Linked DNA regions of Homo sapiens: region 2 is linked to region 1. Evidence: chromatin loops called from intact Hi-C (ENCODE). Cell type or tissue: transverse colon. All regions are shown on one strand. Each heading gives the region's core, and the rest is flanking DNA. Links, peaks and the distances in the headings are about the cores only. Region 1 has its middle 18 kb from the start of SVIL. Region 2 has its middle 84 kb from the start of SVIL.

Evidence for each region. Hi-C counts contacts between places; a loop is a spot of excess contacts. Peaks named below come from ENCODE experiments on the same cell type or tissue, not always from the same donor. Only the 100,000 strongest peaks of a DNase experiment are listed, where the experiment ranks them.
Region 2: it touches region 1 in a loop (21-fold over the local background); 10 of 110 quality-filtered maps call a loop at or near these places.

The regions. Positions count from the first base shown.
Region 1 is chr10:29,650,557-29,655,942 of GRCh38, forward strand. It overlaps a transcript of SVIL not described here. Among named protein-coding and RNA genes, the nearest start is that of SVIL, 18 kb to the left of the region's middle. In transverse colon, for the core only: no CTCF peak of the experiment used is centred there; no DNase peak of the experiment used is centred there.
Region 2 is chr10:29,716,086-29,721,471 of GRCh38, forward strand. It overlaps a transcript of SVIL not described here. Among named protein-coding and RNA genes, the nearest start is that of SVIL, 84 kb to the left of the region's middle. In transverse colon, for the core only: no CTCF peak of the experiment used is centred there; no DNase peak of the experiment used is centred there; H3K27ac peaks cover 1,791 bases.

The DNA of each region.
Region 1 (5,386 bases), core at 152-5,151:
TATTTAATACAACCAAGTGATGTATTAATAAATGCATATATAATAAATTATATATGAACAGTTAGGACTGTGTTTCATAAAGACTTTCACTACAAAAAAAAGCCTGGAATGAAGTTTGTGCACAGGCTCATACCAGTAATGTCAACACATTGGGAGGCCCAAGCTGGGAGGATCATTGAGGTCAGGAGTTGGAGAACAACTGGGCAACATAGCAAGACTTTGTCTCTACAAAAATAAAAATCATAAGTTGGCCATGGTGGCACACGCCTGTAATCCCAGCCACATGGGAGGCTGAGGCATGATGATCACTTGAGGCCAGTAGTTTGTGCTACTTCACTCTAGTCTGGGCAGCAACAGGAGACCCTGTCTCCAAAACAAGAGCATGGAATGTCTTTTCTCTTTATTCTGATTTCAAACAGAGATTTCTTTTTATCAATTTGACCTAGACTTTGAAAAAGCACATTAGTAAACCCCTTCTTTACATTTTCTCCCAATCAAAATAACTAAACAAAATCAAAACCATCAGAGAACAAGGCAAAGAATGGCACTCTTCTCCGAACCCCAGCCTCACACCACCCTCGCGCCCCAACCCTGCCTACAAGTTAGCAACTCCCTACACAGATGCAACATTCATACCCAGAAGGGCTGGCTCCCAGGAAGACACGACCTCCAAACCCAACCAGCACCTTTTTGGGCATTTCAGCAGAGCAGGTAAAGATCCAAGAGCAATTTTTCATCAGAATCTGGTGACAGCAACACTTCTGAAAACAGGTGCCAAATTGTCTCCACTGTAGCACTTCACATTCCCTCTTCAAACCATTCGGATCTGGAGTTTCCAATCTGAACTTCTCTTATCATGGTCATGGGCAACATCCATCTTGGCAATTCCAATAGATCCTTCTGTCCTCCTATGACTACCTCTCGGTAGGACTTACTTTGTGCCTGAGTTCAGTGACCTTGTGCTCACTCTCTTACTTCTCCTTCCTCCCTGGCTGGCCATTCCTTCTCAGTTTGCTTTGTAACTCCCCTCTCCTATTCTACCTCATCCTGTGCCACATGCATTCTCTCTCTCTCTCTCTCTCTCTCTCTCTCTGTTTTCATCCTTTCCTGCAGATTCACCTATCATCTAAATGTTATCTCCAGTCTAGATTACTCCTCGGAGTTCTAGACACACGTTCAACTGTCTGCCTAAGATTTGTTTGGATATTTAATAGACACCTCAAACTTAATATGTCCACAATAGAACTCTTGATTCTCAAAGCTGGCCCTCTCCATAAAACAAAAACAAAACAAAGCAAAAAGAAACCCTCCTAATCTCAGTCTTTCATCTCCTTCTGAGAAATTGCTCAAGACCAAAATTTAGAGGTCATTCTTAATTCCTCACTTGTCCTCACTCCCTAAGTCTCATCTATCATGAAGTGCTGACAGTTAACCGTCCAATATATGTAAGACACACACACAAACACACACACACACACACACCAGGCTTACTGATATAAAATTCACATACCATACAATTCACTAATGTAAAATGTATCATTCAATGGTTTTTAATATATTCACGGAATTGTACGACCATTAGAAACTCAATTCTAGTCACTTTCATCATTCCCGGAAGAAACCACAGACCCATAGCAGTCACTCGTAATTTGCCACCATACACCCCCTGTCGTAGGCAACCATTAATCTACTTTGTGTCTATGGATTTGCCTGTTCTAGAAATTTCACATAAAAGGAATTATACAGTTTGTGTTCTTTGGTGTCTGGCTTCTTTCACTTAGCATGTTTTCAGGGTTCATCCATGTTTTAGCATATGTCAGCACTACAATCCTTTTTAAAGCTGAATAGTGTTTTACTGTATGGATATACCACATTTTATTTGTCTCTTCTTCAGTTGACAAACATTTGGGTTGTTTCCATTCTTTAGGTATTATGAATAATGCTGCTAGAAATATTATTATTTTTGTACAGCTGGGACTACAGGTATAGGTATATGTATAGGTATGTATCCTATTTCTCTTGGGGATATGCCTAGGAGTGGATATATTGGGTTATAAAAGGTAAATCTGTGTTTAATTGTTTGAAGAACTGCTGGACTGTTTTCCAAAACAGTTGCTTTGGAAACACGGGCATTCCAATTTCTTCACATCCTCACAAACAACTGTCATTATCCGTCTTTGTGGGTATGAAGTGTTTTTTATTGTGGTTATAATTTGCATTTCCCTAATGGCTAATGATAGTAAAAACCTTCTCATGTGCTTAATAGTTATTAGCATATCTTCTTTGGAGGACTATCCATTCCAATCCTTTGCCCTTTTTTAATCAAATTATCTTTTTATTATTGAGTCTTAACAGTTCTTTATGTATTCTAGATACTGTCCTTTATGACATATATAATTTGCAACTATTTTCTCCCATTCTGTGAATCGCCTTTTTCCTTTTCCTTTTTTTTTTTTTTCTGAGTCGTTCTCGCTATGTTGACCAAGCTGGTCTCAAACTCCTGGACTCAAACAATCCTCTGCTTTGGCCTCCCAAAGTGCCAGGATTACAGGCATGAGTCCCTGTGCCCAGCCTGATATGGTTTGGATTTGTGTTCTTGCCCCAATCTCATGTTGAATTATAACCCCCAATGTTGGAGGACAGGCCTGGTGGGAAGTGATTGGATCGTGGGGGCAAACTTCCCCCTTGCTGTTCTTGTGATGGTGAGTTCTCATGAGATCTGGTTGTTTAAAAGTGTGTAGCACCTCCCCCTTCTCTCTCTTCCTCCTGCTTCAGCCATGCAGGCTGTGTCTGCTTCCCATTCACCTTCTGCCATGATTGTAAGTTTCCTGAGGCCTCTGCAACCATGCTTCCTATATGACCTGAAGATCCATCAGCCAATTAAGCCTATTTTCTTTATGAATTACCCAGTCTCAGGTAGTTCTTTATAGCAATGCGAGAATGGACTAATGCATAGCCCTTTTCACTTTCTTGATATTGTCCTTTGCTGCACAAAGTTTTCTAATTTTGATACATTTATCTATTTTTATTTTGTCACTTGTCCTTTTGGTATCATATCTTAAAAAAATCCAATCCAAGGCCATTAAATTTGTATCTATGCTTTTTCTGAGAGTTTTAAGGCTTACCTTTAAGCCTCTTATTAATTTTGAGTTAATTTTTGTTTATGATATGAGGTAGGAGTCCAGCTTTTCTTTGGCAGATGGATATACAGTTTCCCCAGTACAATTTGTTGAAGAGATTATTTTTCCCCATTGAATTGTTTTGGCATTGTTTTGTATTGTTTCCACTGATTTACTGAAAATTAATTGACCACAAATAATGTATGAGTTTATTTCTAGACTCAATTCTATTCTATAGAATAGAATAGAATACCAGTACCACACTATCTTAATTACTGTAGTTTTGTAATACGTTTTGAAGCTGAGTCTCCTATTTTGTGCTTCTGTTTCAGGATTGTCATGGCTATTCTGGGTCCCTTGAATTTCCATATTAGTTTTAGTATCTACTTGTCAATTAAAAAAATTCATTTGAGATTTTTGACAGAGATTGCATTAAATCTGTAGATCAATTTGAAGAGTACTGTCATTTTTAAAATATTGTTTTCTGATCCATGCACATGGAATGTTTTTCCAGTTATTTAGGTCTTCTTTAGTTTCTTTCAATGATGTTTTATAGTTTTAAGGTATATGTTTTACACTTCTTTTGTTAAACTTATTCCTAAGTTTTTTATCTTTTTCATGCTATTAGAAAACAAATTATTGTTTCTATTTTATTTCATATTATTCATTACAAGTATATATAACAAAATTGATTTTGTATATTAATCTTATGTCCTGCAATCTTGCTGAACTTATTAGTTTTAATAGTATGGTGAGTTCCTAAAAATTTTCTATAAACAAGATCACGCCATCTGCAAGTAAAGATAGTTTTACCTTTTCTTTTCCAATCTGGAAGCCTCTTATTTCATTTTCTTGTATAACTGCTCTGGCTAGAACCTCCAGCACAATACTGTATTAGTCAGGGTTCTCCAGAGAGACAGAATGAATAGGATAGATATATAGAAGTAGGCAGGAAATGTATTAGAGGAATTGGCTCACAGGATAATGGGGGCTGAGAAGTCCCACAACCGGTTGTCCTCAAGTTGGACAACCAGGAAGACTGGCAGCCTGTCTCCATCTAAGTCCAAAGGCCTCAGAATCAGGGTAGCCAATGGCATCACTCTATCAATCTAAGGCCCAAGATCTGAGAATCCTGGGGCCACTGGTGCACATGCCAGAGTCCAAAGGACAGAGGACCTGGAGCTCTGATGTCCAAGGGCAGTAGAAGAAGTGTTGCAGCTCCAGCAAAGACCTTTCCCCTGTCTTTTTTTCTATCCAGGCCCGGAGTCAATTGGACAGTGATCACCCACATGGAGGGTGGATCTTCCTCACTTAGTCTACCACTCATACACCAATCTCGTCCAGAAACACCCTCACAGACACACGCAGAAATAATGTGTTATTAGCTATCTAGGTGTTTTTTAATCCAGCCAGGTTGACAAATGTATTAGGGTTCTCCAGAGGGGCAGAACCAACAGGATACATATACATGTGAAAGGGAATTTATTAGGGAGAACTGCCTCACACAATTACAAGGTAAGTCCCATGATAGGCTGTCTGCAAGCTGGGGAAGAGAGAAGCTGGTAGTGGTCAGTCCAAGTCCTAAAGCCTCAAAACTGGGGAAGTCAATAGTGCAGCCTTCAGTCTGTGGCCAAAGGCCCTAGACCCCCCGGCAAGCCACTGGTGCAAGTCCCAGAGTCTAAAGGCCGAAGAACCTGGAATTTGATGTCCAAGGGCAGGAGGAGTAGAAGGAAGCATCCAGCACAGGAAGAGGAAACAGAGCCAGAAGACCCAGCAAGCTGCTTATCCCACCTTCTTCTACTGCTTCGCTCTTGCCATGCTGGGCAGCTGACTGGATGGTGCCCACCCACAGCAAGGGTGGGTCTTCCTCTCCCACTCCACCAACTCAAATGTCAATCTCCTCTGGCAAGCCCCTCAGAGACACACCCAGAAAAAATACTTTACCAGGCATCTAAGCCTCCCTTAGTCCAATCAAGTTGACACCTAATATTAACCATCACAGCACCTAAAATTTACTGTTCACAAATACTGAACAGAAGTGGTGAGAATGGATATCCTTGTCTTGTCTCTGAGCTTAGGAGAAAAGCTTTCAGCCCTTCACCATTCAGTGTCATGTTAGCTGTGGGTTCTTCATAGATGTCTTTTTCAGGTTGAAGAAGTTCCCTTCTATTCCTAGTCTGTTGAGTGTGTATGTGTGGGTTTTTTTTTTTTTTTTCTGTTTCTTTTGGAGTTTTGCTCTGTCACTGGAGTGCAGTGGCATGATCTTG
Region 2 (5,386 bases), core at 201-5,200, 66 kb after region 1:
GAGTCTACAAAGGAAAGCATCACTGATCTACTTGGTGTCAATAAAGTGTTTCCATTTAAATGTTTTTTTCTAAACACTGATGTAACACTGTAATGTGTTCATATGAATATTTTACACAGACAGCACAAGTTATGGTGATAACTATGTAAATCATAATTGGTAATTATATCAAAATACTTGTTTTAATTAAGATATAATTACATTGTTTCTCTAGTTTATAAAATAAATATGGCCAATTTTTCTAATTTATCACTTTGAAAATTTTGTAGCAGTCCTAACACAGAGACACTTTCCAAAGCCTTAGGACTGATACAAAATCCAGTGGAGACACAGAAATTAATAATACAATCAGAACAGTCAAGAAAAAAAGAGACAGGAGAGGAAGGTAAGCAAAAAGCAACATAATCAATGGCAATTATAACTTGCTGTGGCAGAGCAAAAGGAGAAAGCTGTGTGTTACATAAAAAGTCAAAGATAATAAAGCAGAAAATATTAACAGACAATTTCAGCAAAAACATAATGAATTTGATGCCATCTCCCCTCGACAGTCAAAAACAGATCAATGAAATTAGTCACTCAAAATAAGAATGGCCAAAAAAATTGTTTTAATGATTTTTTACATCTCAGCTCATAACTCTGGCCAGTTATAAAACATCTTGGATTCTTGAAGCAGTTTATGGAACTGCTGAAAGAAATAGAAAACCAGAAATGATTGATCATGTGTTCTTTGCCAATGATCTCTGGTTGAATCATAGAAGAATTTTTACAAACATTCACTGTACAGTTAACTACAATGCAGGATTTTCTTTACAAAAAAAGAATGCTTGCTGAAGCAAGAAATGAAGACAAAAATAGGCACTGTGGGCTGGGAGCCGTGGCTCACGCCTGTAATCCCAGCACTTTGGGAGGCCAAGGCGGGTGGATCACAAGGTCAGAGATCGAGACCATCCTGGCTAACATGGTGAAACTCTGTCTACTAAAAATGCAAAAAACAAAAATTAGCCGGGCGTGGTGGGGGGCCCCTGTGGTCCCAGCTACTCGGGAGGCTGAGGCAGGAGAATGGCGTGAACCCGGGAGGCGGAGCTTGCAGTGAGCCGAGATCACGCCACTGCACTCAAGCCTGGGCGACAGAGCAAGACTCTCTCTCAAAAAAAAAAAAAAAAAAAAAAAAAAAAAAAAATAGGCAGTGTGATTTATGTTTTTTTTCACAGATATCACACACTATATATGAAAGAGCTAAATTTAAAGTTTCAAGGAAAGGAAAAACTTACTTATGACCTAGCTAGAGAGGCAGGAGAATTTATGTCAAAATTGACATTTTTCATAAGAGAAGTAAAAAATAATGGTTTCATACATTTTTGTAACTTGAATCAATATGTGGATGACTTCACTGAAATCAAAAGCATTATATAAATTGCCTTCAAAATCCATAAGAAAATGTTGGGGAATACTTTGTTGATATTGATAAATTTAGAGTTAGTTTTTCCATTTTTGCAATATTCCTTTGAATTTAATGTCAACAATTCTGAGCTGGCATAAGAGTTAGTGAATTTGCCTAAGTTGAACAGATGTAGCTTTGAAACTGATATTTTTTGTTTCAAAAAGTCAAATTAATTATTCTAAAAAAGATGAACCAGTTTTGTCAAGTTGAATGCGAATATCGTGGAGAATGATTTTTTGATGCTGAGTTCAGTTGCTGGAGAACTTGTATATTTGGGGTTTGGTTAACAAATATACTTTTTCAACTATAAATTTTATAAAAGCTAAATATAGACCAAGTATTTCAGATAAAAATGTAGTATCTGATAGCTATAACATACATATCAAATTTTAAGACTTACTATAAAATTTAAGAAAAAATGTCTCATTAATATTTTTACATTGATTACATGTTGAAATAACATTTTGGGTAGACTGAGTTAAAGAAAATATATAATTAAATTAATTTCACCTGTTTCGTGGCCAGGCGCAGTGGCTCACACCTGTAATCCCAGCACTTTGGGAGGCCGAGGCGGGTGGATCATGAGGTCAGGAGATGGAGACCATCCTGGCTAACATGGTGAAATCCCGTTTCTACTAAAAATACAAAAATTAGCCAGGCGTGGTGGCACATCGCTGTAGATCCAGCTGCTCGGGAGGCTGAGGCAGGAGAATCGCTTGAACCCAGGAGGTGGAGGTTGCAGTGAGCCGAGATCGCGCCACTGCACTCCAGCCTGGGCAACAGAGCAAGACTCCGTCTCAAAAAAAAAAAAAATTCGCCTGTTTCTTTTTAATTTTCTTAATGCGATTACTAGGAAATGTAAAATTACATATGTGGTTTACATTACATATCTGTTGAATATCTAGGGACCCTGGCTACTCGAAGTAGTCTTTCCAGAGCATTGACAGCATCTAAAAGTTTCTTAGAAATGTAGAGTCTCAGACCCTAGCAAAAACCTACTGAACAGAATCTGAATTTTCAGATTCTAGGCAATATGACCGCCCTAGGTTATCACCCAGCAGACTCCCAGAGCCGAGAATCTGGGGTAGACCCAGGCCATTAGAATTTGCAGGACCAAGTACCAAATAGGAGAGAACTACACAGAGAAGTCCAGAGATTTATCTTTGAGTAGTCAGTGCATGTTTCTGAGCAAACTACATGTGCCTGAGGGGGTGGGGGAACACTAGAAAAGATTGGAGATAACAGTGTCTGGTACTGATGCAAAACAGTGTCTGTTTCCACCTGATAGAATGGAAAAACTCAGCCAGCCATGGTGGCTCATGCTTGTAATCCCAGCACTTTGGGAGGCCGAGGTGGGCAGTTTACCTGAGGTCGAGAGTTTAAGACCAGCCTGGCCAACATGGTGAAACCCTGTCTCTACTAAAAATACAAAAATTAGCCAGGCATGGTAGAAAGTGCCTGTCATCCCAGCTACTTGGGAGGCTGGCAGGAGAATTGCTTAAACCCAGGAGGTGGAGGTTGCGGTGAGCTGAGATCGTGCCACTGCACTCCAGCCTGGATGACAGAGTGTGACTCTGTCTCAAAACAAACAAACAAAAAGAATGGAAAAACTCATAATTCACAAGCACTGGGTACTCAGAAAGATGTTGCTTAACCCATTTATGCTGGAGGTTGCAAATTTTTTGTGTGTGAGAAATCAGACCTTGGTGATGACCTTAAGCAATAGGATATAAATAACTCCCACAAGCTTAGTGTTCCAATTATGGAACACTCGGTATAAACGGGTTAAGAAATAATTATCCCTGTCTAATTAGCACTGCTCCTACCTAATAAATCTTGAAAGTAAGACAAAAGAATCAACTGTCTCCAAGTAATTTATCTACATCCCAAAACAAAGCTCAACAATATTTCCATCCCCCCAGAAGATAACATTGCAATGTCTGGCATCCTGTCAAAAATTACCAGGCATGCAAAAAGGCAGGAAAATACAACCCACAACGAGGAGCAATGTCAATCAACTGAAACTGACCAAGAGTTAAGAAAGGTATTAGAATTAGCAGACAAGGACAAATATTCAAGATTTTAGGCAGAGATATGAATATATAAAAACACAAATCAAATTTCTAGAAATAATATCTACAATGTGCGAGATGAACAGTAGACTGGATAGGATTAATAGCAGGTAGACATTTCAGAAGAAAAGACTATTGAACTTGAAGACATAGCAATAGAAATATCCAAAATGAAAAACAGAAAAGAAAGTTTAAAAAAAATGAACAAAGCATGAGTGAGCTGTGGAGACAACTTTAAGCAGCCTAAACACATGTAATTGGATTCCACATGGGGGGCACAGAGGGATAGAAAATGATATTTAAAGAAATAATGGCTGAAAAATTATGCCAAACCTAATAAAAATATAAACCCAAAGATCCAAGGAGCTCATTTAATTCCAAGCACAAGAAATATAAACTAACGTATATCAAAGCACATTGCAAATTGCTTAAAACCAGGAACAAACAAAACATCTTAAAAGCAGCTGGGCGTGGTGGCATGTGCCTGTAGTCCCAGTTGCTCGGGAGGCTGAGGCAGGAAGACTGAGCCCAAGAGTTTGAGGCTACAGTGGGCTATGACTGCACCACTGCACTCTGCCCTGGATGACACAGTGAGACTTCACTTTTTAAAAAATAAAAATACTAAATGCAATTAGAAAAAAAGGACATATCACATAAACAAAAGAAGGTAAGAATGATAGCAGATTTTATGTCAAAAGCAAGGCAAGTGTAAAATAGTGAAGCAAAATCTTTCATAAACTAAGAAGAAAAAATTGTCAATCTATAATTCTATACCCAGCAAAAATAGCTTCCAAAAATAAAACTGTAGCTCCAATTATACAACTAGTTAGCACATGGTACTTATAAAAATAAAGGCAAAATAAGGATTTATCAGACATATAAAAATGGAATGAATTCATCACCAGAAGTCCTACATAACAAAAAATGCTAAAGTAAATTATTTTAAGTAGAAAAAATAATCAGGTAGAAATATGGATATACACAAAGGAATAAAGAACAGTGGAAATAGTTACTACCTGGGTAAATACATAAGAGCTTTCTCCTTATTATTTAAGCTTTTAAAAGAGAAGTGACTTCTCAAACAATAATAACTTATATGGAGTTAATCACATATGTAAAAGTAAACTGTACAACAATACAAAGGCCAAGATGGAAGTATCCTATTGTAATGTTCTTATATGATATGTGAAGTGATATAATATCACTTAAAGGTAGACTATGATAACTTAAAGATGTATACTCTAAATAGTTTGTTGGTTTGTTTTTTGAGACACAGTCTTGCTCTGTGCCCAGGCTGGAGTGTAGTGGTGTGATCTCGTCTCACTGCAACCTCTGCCTCCTGGATTCAGGTGATTCTCATGCCTCGGCCTCCTGAGTAGCTGGGACTACAGGCATGTGCCACCACAACCCACTAATTTTTGTATTTTTAGAAGAGATGGGGTTTTTGCCATGTTGGCCAGGTTGGTCTCAAACTCCTGGCCTCAAGCAATCCACCCGCCTCAGCCTCCCAAAGTGCTAAGATTACAAGTGTGAGCCCCTATGCCCAGATTATACTGTAAATCTTAAAGCAACCACAAAATAACAAAACAAAGACATATAGCTAATTAGCCAACAAAGGAGACAAATGGAATCATTACAAAAACAAACAAACAAACAAACAAAAAAACACCTCAATCCAAAAGAAGGCAGAGAAACCAGGGAAAAGGGAATAAAGAATAGACAAGATACATAGAACACATACAGTAAGATGACAGATTTAAAATTACTATATTGATAGTTACATTAAACGTAAGTAATCTAAATATACCAATTAAAAGACTAATTTTCATATTGGGGAAAAAAGATACAACTGTATACTGCCTACAAAAAAAAA